Regions from separate parts of the Homo sapiens genome. Here region 2 is linked to region 1. Evidence: read pairs that join two places in POLR2A ChIA-PET (ENCODE). Cell type or tissue: OCI-LY7. All regions are shown on one strand. Links, peaks and the distances in the headings refer to the core of each region. The heading gives the core; the rest is flanking DNA. Region 1 has its middle 73 kb from the start of MIR3681HG. Region 2 overlaps MIR3681HG (MIR3681 host gene).

Region 1 (4,391 bases), core at 190-4,189:
ACAGATGACTTGGGCAAATAACTTAACCTCTTTCGGTCTCTTTCCTTAGCTGTAACGTGAAGATAATAATGGTTCCTGCCTTCATCGGTTGTTATGGGGAATTAGAAGAGATTAATACTTGTAAAGTGCTTGAGAGTGCTATAAAAGTCTTAACTTATTATTTCTTCATCTGTAATATAAAATGAGAATAACGCTTCCAGCCTTGGTCATTTGATAGATGTAAGTGACGGAATAAAAAGTCGGAAACACCTCTGAAGTCTATAGAGCACTCTACACACATGAGTCACTGTTTTATCATCCTCAGAGGCTTCCTAGAGCCACTTCTGTCGTCACCTGCTTCTCCAGTCACAACGGTAACTCCCTGTTTTGTGTCCCTCTGAATTTCTATTACAGCATCTGCAAATCTTATTGGCCTTTATGTTTACATGTCTGAGTTGGTGTTGTGGGACTTTTCCTTAGTTCAGCTAAAGACGGGGTCCTTGTCACATGGCCATGAAAGATTAGGCTCGCAGACAATTCAAAGGGTGAGTAAGGCAGGGTTTTATTGGATGAAAAGGAAGAAAAGGGGTTTTAGCAAAGCGAGAGAGTGTACTTCCTGCCTGTGTGCTTCCCGCCTTGCAGATTTAATCACATGTACCACCCAGGAAGAGGAGGAGCCAGGATCCTCCCTGCTGCAAATGGTGCAAACTTCTGTGGCTCCATCCCAGTGCACAGGCCGGGTGGAGTTTCCTTGGAGACCCCTTCTCACCTGGCTGTCTCCCTGGGGAAACACTCCTTGTGCTGAAAGAATGCATCTAATTTGGCCCTGTATTCCCAGTGCCTAGCCAGGACTGTGCAATAAATATTTGTGGAATGAGTGCAGAACTTCAGAGGAACCCAAGGTAGACCAGGAAGCCCTTGCCCACAGCTCTGGACCTTTCTGACTTATTGCTGCTTCTCTCTCTTCTAGTAAGCAAAGAAAAGCCTGACTACATTTCTAGCACCTTCATCTGGATATGTAATATTAACACAATAATAAATTTGAAAATACCTAGTCAGTGTTGGCATATAGTAGGTGCTCAGTTTAAAAAACGATGGGCCCAGGGAAGCCTTAAGCATACAAATCTCCTCATTAATTCACCCTGAGTTGTAACAGCCTTATTACTATTGCTGAGAAAATAACAATCTCTTTTAATTATGCTATCCTAGTATATATGCCGATTATAAGCTGTTGTCTGTTGTTCCAGTATTTTTGCACATATGTATATACTTATTTGCAAAAAGGGATCACGTGATATGTATTTGTCCTCATCCATTTGGTTGCTATCACAAAACACCACAAACTGAGCAACAGAAATTTTCTTGCAATTCTGGAGGCTAGGAAGTCCAAGATTCTGTGCCTGCTGAAGGCCTGCTTTCTGGCTCATAGACAGCAATCTTTTCCTGTGTCCTTATATGGTGAAAGGGACAAAGGGTCTCTCTCAGGCCTCTTCTTACGAAGGCATTAATTCCATTCATGAGGGTTCTATAGTCATGACCTAATCACTTCCCCAAGACCCCACCTCCTAATACTATCCCCTGGGGATAGATTTCAACATAAGGAACATTCAGATCATAGAAGTACGAGGAGTATTTTTCCAAGTCATTTTTTTTTCCTAGGGTGATTTTTCACTGGTTAATGTTATTTCATCAAGTATGTGTACAATAAATTATTTAAACAACATCCTGTTGTTGGACAAAGTGCCCAGATGGCATTTCAGTCTATTTGAAGGAGAGAGATTCAGCAAACAGCCACATATATAAATGGAAAATTTCAGCAGTGGTGAGTGCTATGAGGGAGAGGCACATGGTGTCATCAGAGGGTATGGCAGGGAGATTTTATTTGCTTAGAAAGTCACAAATGAGCAGTGAACTGAGGGCAAGATGGGAATTAAACAGATCCAAAGAATGTCCAGGATTGTGCACGGGGACATGAAGAGAGTCCTGGAGAAACCTCCAGGAGTGTCGATAGCTCAAGGTTGTGTTAAAAGAGGAGTCCACAGTAGAGAGAGAGAAAGATGGATGGACAAAGGAGAGACTCGGGAGAAAGATAACTCAAATGCTAAAGAAAAAGGGCATGGTGCAGTGTGAAATGTTTCAGGGAAATCAAGCAGATCGGTGCAATGAAAAATGCCCATTGGTGTAGGCAATCACGTGACCTCAAAGAAAGCTGTGTCTTTGAGAGTCTGGCTCAGATCCACATTGATTGGAAGGGAACTGAGAGGTTCCCTTCCAATCACTTCCTCTCACTTGAGGAAGTGAGAATGTTCATGGTGGACTACATTTCTAGAAACATAGCTATGCAAGCAAGCAGGGAGGAGGTAATAGCTACAGCAGAACCTGTGGGTCAAGGCATAGTTCCATCTTCTCTGGGAGCCTCTTTTGTCTCATGCCTGCTAGGAAATCAAGACTTCCTGTGCCCACGGACTAATCAGAGTGTAGCATTTGTTTGCTTGTCTGTCTGTTTTCCTTCAGTAAGAGATCTCAGGTAAGAATTGAGTGCTCTCACCTTCTAGTATAGTGCCTTTTTTTTTTTTTTTGAGACAGAATCTCACAGTCTCAAAAGGTGCTGAAGTGCATTGGTGTGATCTCAGCTCACTGCAACCTCTGCCTCATGGGTTCAAGCAATTCTCCTACCTTGGCCTCCCAAGTAGCTGGGGCTACAGGCATGCACCACCACACACGGCTATTTTTTGTATTTTTAGTAGAGATGGGGTTTCACCAGGTTGGCCAGGCTGGTCTCCAACTCCTGGCCTCAAGTGATCTGTCCTTATCAGTCTCCCAAAGTGCTGGGTTTATAGGTGTGACCCATTGCACCTGGCCCTAGTATAGGGTCTTTTAATAAGTACTGAATATTTGTGGAGTATCTTTTTCAATCCAATCTGGGGCTAACTTGGGCATTAAATGACCAGCAAAGAAGAGAATGACTATTCAGAAGAGAGCAGCATCAACACAATATTATGGTTTAGGATAAAGGGGCTGACTTTGGAGTAGAGGCATGGGTCTCTTTCCTCTGAATTGGGAGGAAAGATGGTGCGGTTGGGGACAAATACAGATTAAAGACTGGGGACAGGAAGTTGAGGGAGTTAATTTCTTGCAGTCTCAATTTTCTCAGTGAAATATTTGAAAAGATTCTATCTGATGAGATAGGGTAGCAGCAGTGTGGTAGGGGCTGGAAGAGGATAGAGAAGAGTATTGCTTTGCAATGCTTAATAAGAACAATGACACTGGAGGGCATGGGGCACCCACAGCAGGATCTCTGAGCCACCATGAGGGCTCGACTAAGATTGGAGACCTCAGTCCTAAATGACATTAGGATGAATGTTTGCATTATTAAACAAGAATCACACATCAGAGGCGCTGTGTCTGATTGGGATGCATACTCTGGGGTGTCTGGGAGGCCTGAGTTGATCTCTCCCACCACATTTGAGTAGCTGGTTACGAAGTCACCAGCTTCTCCCTCAACTTGTCCTAATAAACCCACTGCAGGGCCTGGGCAAAACTAGAAGTGTATTGGGACAGATGCATAGAAAGGTTAGCTTTGATTCCTGCCCTCAGGAAACACATGATGCAGGCATGTTTGCATAGAATTACTTTTCTGTGAGATTAGTGTTGGGACAGGAGCAATTGCAATCTACCTATCCAGTACAGAAGATAAAACCAGTGATTGTTTATTTGTTATTTGCAGTAGTTTTTACTGGGTTAAGTTCCCTGTCTACTAAAACTGTATGCAGTCCAGTCCATGAAGTGGGATTAGTTATTCTGATTAATTCAAATTAGATGACCATCTTTAGAAGGCCCTGTTTTAAAATACAGATTTATTTTTATTTAGGTATAGCAAGGCCAACACACCAGGAGATGACTTTTCTTGGAAAGGCAATTTGTTATACTCACCTACCCAAGAGGAGGGGTCACTTCATGCCATGAGGGCCCCAGTGGGGAAACACTGGGATCAATCAGGAGTCAGAGGGTGAGGGGAAATTGTGGGCGAGAGCCTTGATTATGGTTTCTGTGGGAAGATACTGATGGAAAAATCCACCAGTAAGCTTGGGATTAGTTTGAATAATAGCAGCAGGCTTTGGGGCATAGGGGCTGTCACCCAATTTTTGGTTCCTGGCTCTGGGATGTTAGGGCAGGTGGCAAGTGGCCCAGGATATAAGAACCCGAGCAAGGAGGTTGTTGGGTCTGGGCTCTGGATTGGTTTGTTTGCATTTATGTGATCCCAGGTGAGTTGTTGACCGTCTCTAGAAATTGATCCTGGAGGGGCAGTTCCTCCAGGGTCAGCAAGGCCCCAAGATCAAAGTGTCAGAATATGGAAATAAAATATGTTGCTAATACAAACTTGGGAAATACCTGAAGAGTGATGCCTCAAA
Region 2 (4,391 bases), core at 88-4,087, 550 kb after region 1:
AGAATTTCTTGTAAACGGTGACTTAATTATTCGCCTGCATCCTTTTACAACGTCGGGCTGCTTCCCCCTGTGCTCAGGGAGTTGCCTCTCTGGCTGCTGCTTAGAGTGGACTGGAATTGACTTGTCTGACTGCTCTTTTTGAGGGCATTATCTCCAGTCCCTGAAGGTAAGTGTGGAGGTGCACATACATTTTAGGCCACTCCACTCAGGCATACCCACCTGTTTTTGGTGGCCTTGTGCAGGCACTCATGTAGACTTGGCGTGGGCTTTTTAGGCAAGAAAAGTGGCCAGAATGAAGCACATCCGAGAATGAAAAAGAGAAGGTCACCACGAAAAGCTTCAGCAGCAAACCAGTGAACTAGCTGCAGATGAAAGGGAATTCCAGTCTGACTCATCATGGGATCAAGGTAGATTCTTCACTAAGTAAAGCTTGTGGTGAATTTCTGTGCTTAAGAAAGTGTTTTGCAATTGGAGAATTCCTATGCATCCTCAAAGCAAATATCACCTCCTTCCCAAAGCCTTACCTGAACCCCTAGACAGAGGGGGATGTTGCTTCCTCTGTCCTGCATGAACACTAGGACATAGCCCTACGTCTATCTAGCCCTCCTCCCCTGGGAGCTTATTCAGATGTCTGTCTTCCATTAGGCAGTGGTCGTATGCCTTACCAAACACCTTTATTTCTTTTCTTTCTCTCTTTCTTTCCTTTTTTTGTTTTTTTGTTTTGGAGTCTTGCTCTGTTGCTCAGGCTGGAGTGCAGTGGCATGGTCTCAGTTCACCGCAACCTCCACCTCCCAGGTTCAAGCAATTCTCCTGCTTCAGCCTCCTGAGCAACTGAGATTACAGGCACCTGCCACCACGCCCGGCTAATTTTTTGTATTTGTAGTAGAGATGGGCTTTTGCCATGTTGGCCAGACTGGTCTTGAACTCCTGACCTCAGGTGATCCACTCACCTCGGCCTCCCAAAGTGCTGGGGTTGAGCGAGAGAGGAAGAGAGGAAGGGAGGAAGGGAGGATGGAAGGAAGGAAGTCCTGTTTCTGAAGTGAGAAAGACATGAGTTCTGTTTCCATGTCCACAACTCACTTTATGCAAAGCCTTAAACAAACTTGAACTTCTCTGAGGTTTAGCTTCCCCTCCTCTAAAAGGGGAACATGCTGGTTGTCTTGCAGGGTTGATTTAGGGATCAAACAAAGTCAATAGGTGAAAATAAAAAGAAATGGGGTGGAAGTAATTACGAATCAGCTCCTAATTAAGAAATAAACAATGTGTTTCTCTTTCCTCTCCCTAAATTCAGTTGTTTCCCAGGCATTCGCCCCATGTGTGGACTGCAGGGATAATGTGTCTCTGGACAGAAGTCTCTCTCGTTTGACTGCTGTGGATTCCCGCAGACTCTAGAACACCAGTCTCCCTCCTCTCCTGGCCATCCTGCAGGGAGCCACCCTTGTAGTCTTTCTAGAACCCACATGTCATGCTCATGCTGAATAACACCCATGAGTTCTCCAGTGTCATCAAGATGAAATCCAAGCTCCAGTGCATGGCCCTCTGCCCTCCGGACCGGGCCTGACTCTCCTCCTTTCTCTCCCCACATCAATCCAGGGCTCCCTGGAATCACCATGCTGCTTTTGTCTTTCTGCCTCAGCCTGGGCTGCAGCTTTAGCCAGGACACGTTCTCTGCCTTTTTCTTATTCATTTACCAGGAAAACTTCTAGTTTCCTTGAAGACTCACTTCAAGGCTCTCTTTCTCCTGGAAACTTGGTTTCCTCCCAGACAGAATTCACTGCTCTTCGTCTGAGATCCTGTAACACCTTACACATATCACCATCTTGGCTCCAACCTCCTGGCTTTGTAATTATTCCTGATTTGTCTCTCCCAGTAGCCCACTATCCTCAAGGAGAAGGCCGAGGCTTATTCTTGGTTGAGTTCCCAGTTACATGTTAACGTGTGAATGAGTGAATGAATGCACCTTGAATGCCTCCATCCTTTCCAAAGACATTGGAAATGTCTCTCCTCTGAGAGAATTCTTGCCTCACGTGTGAATCAGAGCCTGACAAATCATTTATTTCTTCGGCCTGGCATCCTACCTACCGAATGGCATGGGCTTGCTCTTGCAGCCCCAAGCAGAAGCTCTTTTGTCCACACTTCCTTTCTTGTTGTTTTAGCTTCCTTTCCCTTCACTGCTAGACTGTGAGCTTTTTAAGGGCGGGGCCACATCCTGCTCATTTACACCCTTGCGTCCCAGCATCTAGCCTGGTGACAGAGCAGAACGTGGCTCTCCTTCAGACCAAGCTTACTCTCGTCTTTAAATTGTTGCAGAAGGACAAGGGAGCAGACTAAAAGGAGCCAGAGATGAAATGGTACGCTTGCCTCTTCCATCATCAGATGTTGTGAACTGACAACGTAAATATTCAGGCACCTCCAGCATCTCTTGCCCAGCTGCTCTCTGCCTAGTGCAGGTGACCCAGTCCAACTCCTCTCAATTTGCCTGCCTTTCCGCTCTCTCTTTCATCTTCTTCTTCCTTTTCTAAAAGCAGGCACTGCAATAAATTAAACTTTCATGGTTCCATTCCCTCTTTTCCCATTGAGGAACCCTAACATATTTCCTTAAGGAAATACTTTGGAAATTGTAATTGAAACACAATAATTCATAACGGAAGCGGGAGGAGGAGAGTAATAGATTTAGCTCTTGTTTCTGGTGGCAGACATGTTAATTACATTTTCTATTTCCTCTCATTACCAGGGAGCATGTCTCCAACAGGCCAGCCTGCTACTCTCCCTCCTCTCCAGCCAGCCCCACCCTGCTTCACACCCTCAGTGGGCCTGGAGGCAAGTGGAATGCACAACTGACCATGTCACTGTTTTGTTCTGAGCTCCTTGGAAGAGTTACAACCCAGCAACTCAGGTCCAGTTTCCTTAGTGGGAATCAGAGAGCCCCAAACTCTACTCTCCTACCTTAAGGGACAGCCAGACTGAGATCTCTGAATTCACATAGCCTCTTCTTGCTTCTGGGAGTCTCCATATGCCACCGAGGCCCCCGTTTCCCCTGGAGTGAGTCAGGAGGACCACTACTGCCTACCTGCTTGTGCATCTGCCAGTAACACCTGCTCCCCTATCTGTCCTGTCTCACTGCCCTTTCTAGTAACATTGCCTCGGCCGGAGAAGGCAGAATGTGTGGCTCCTGACTCCTCTGCATTCCTGTTGTCCCTTTCACACTCATGATGCCATAGTATGATTGTCTTTTACTCTCCATCTCTTTATCCCCTGCCTCAACCCCTCCCAGTGACACACAAAAAAGTATGAGAAACTGGAAGCATTGGGAGGGCAGGGCATTTATCAGGAAATTTATCAATTTCTGAACTATGTAGTACAGTGCCTGGTTCAGAACAAATTCTCAACAAAATATTTGAATAATGTACGTCTAGGCAGACTTCTTGGATCGAGACTCTCTGACTAGTGGGTGGGGAGTGGAGTCCTCAGGGTCCTTTTCTGCTGACATAAATCTTCTCTGCGTAGTAAATCCTAGAGCAAGTGTACTTTCTGCAGCTTAGCTGCACAGTCATGTCAGTGCCTGAGCCAAAAGAAACGATGGAAAAATGTGTGCCCCATACATACTTATGAAAATATTCTACCATATTTTGATCCATATAGAAAAAGCTAAAAAAGATTTGAAATTTTATGAAAATGACTTTACAAAAGCCCTGTATTGTCCAGTCTGTTCTTGCGCCGTGCTTAACCCTCCTCCTAAGCTCACCCAGGAGGGACTGTGAGGACCACGAAGCCTTGGAACCATGGACTGACGAGAAATGATTGTTCCCACTGCACAATGAGGCAGGGCTACAAAGTATGACAACAGCCTGGTTTTAAAAAACACAAAATTCAATATTATATTTATCTTGGAGTTTTGAATTAATTTTGATTTTTTGTTTGTTTGTTTTTGAGATGGAGTCTCGCTCTGTTGCCCACACCGGAGTGCAATGGCACGATCTTGGCTCACTGCAACCTCCACCTCCTGGGTTCAAGCAATTCTCCTGCCTCAGTCTCCAGAGTAGCTGGGATTACAGGCACCTGCCACCATGCCCGGCTAATTTTTTTTTTTTTTTTTAGTAGAGATAGGTCTTGCCATGTTGGCCAGGCCAGTCTCAAACTCCTGACCTTTAGTGATCCAAACTGCTGGGATTACAAGTGTGAGCCACTGCGCCTGGCCATAACGTTGACTTTTTTTTTTAATATGCCACATTCAAATATTTATCTTGATTTCTGAGTTTTTGGCATACTTAAAATTCACACCCAAGACAAATGTTTTACTTACCTCACTCTAATGCCAATCCTGCCCTTAAGGGACTTCAAAGGGAACTCCTCCCACTTCTCTCCTCCTCCTCTGAGCTCCCTTTCCTCAA

The links. Peaks named below come from ENCODE experiments on the same cell type or tissue, not always from the same donor. Only the 100,000 strongest peaks of a DNase experiment are listed, where the experiment ranks them.
Region 2: POLR2A ChIA-PET joins it to region 1 with 5 read pairs; 2 of 35 experiments call an interaction of 5 or more read pairs at or near these places.

Annotation. Positions count from the first base shown.
Region 1 is chr2:11,931,815-11,936,205 of GRCh38, forward strand. No RefSeq gene overlaps it. Among named protein-coding and RNA genes, the nearest start is that of MIR3681HG, 73 kb to the right of the region's middle. In OCI-LY7, for the core only: no CTCF peak of the experiment used is centred there; DNase peaks (open chromatin) are centred at 627 and 2,247.
Region 2 is chr2:12,486,346-12,490,736 of GRCh38, forward strand. All of the region lies in intron 4 of MIR3681HG (MIR3681 host gene), which reads left to right. LOC107985853 (a long non-coding RNA gene) reads left to right here. Exons shown (of 3, transcript XR_001739290.3): 1 at 1-166; 2 at 275-407; 3 at 1,292-4,391. Among named protein-coding and RNA genes, the nearest start is that of TRIB2, 230 kb to the right of the region's middle. In OCI-LY7, for the core only: no CTCF peak of the experiment used is centred there; a DNase peak (open chromatin) is centred at 2,206.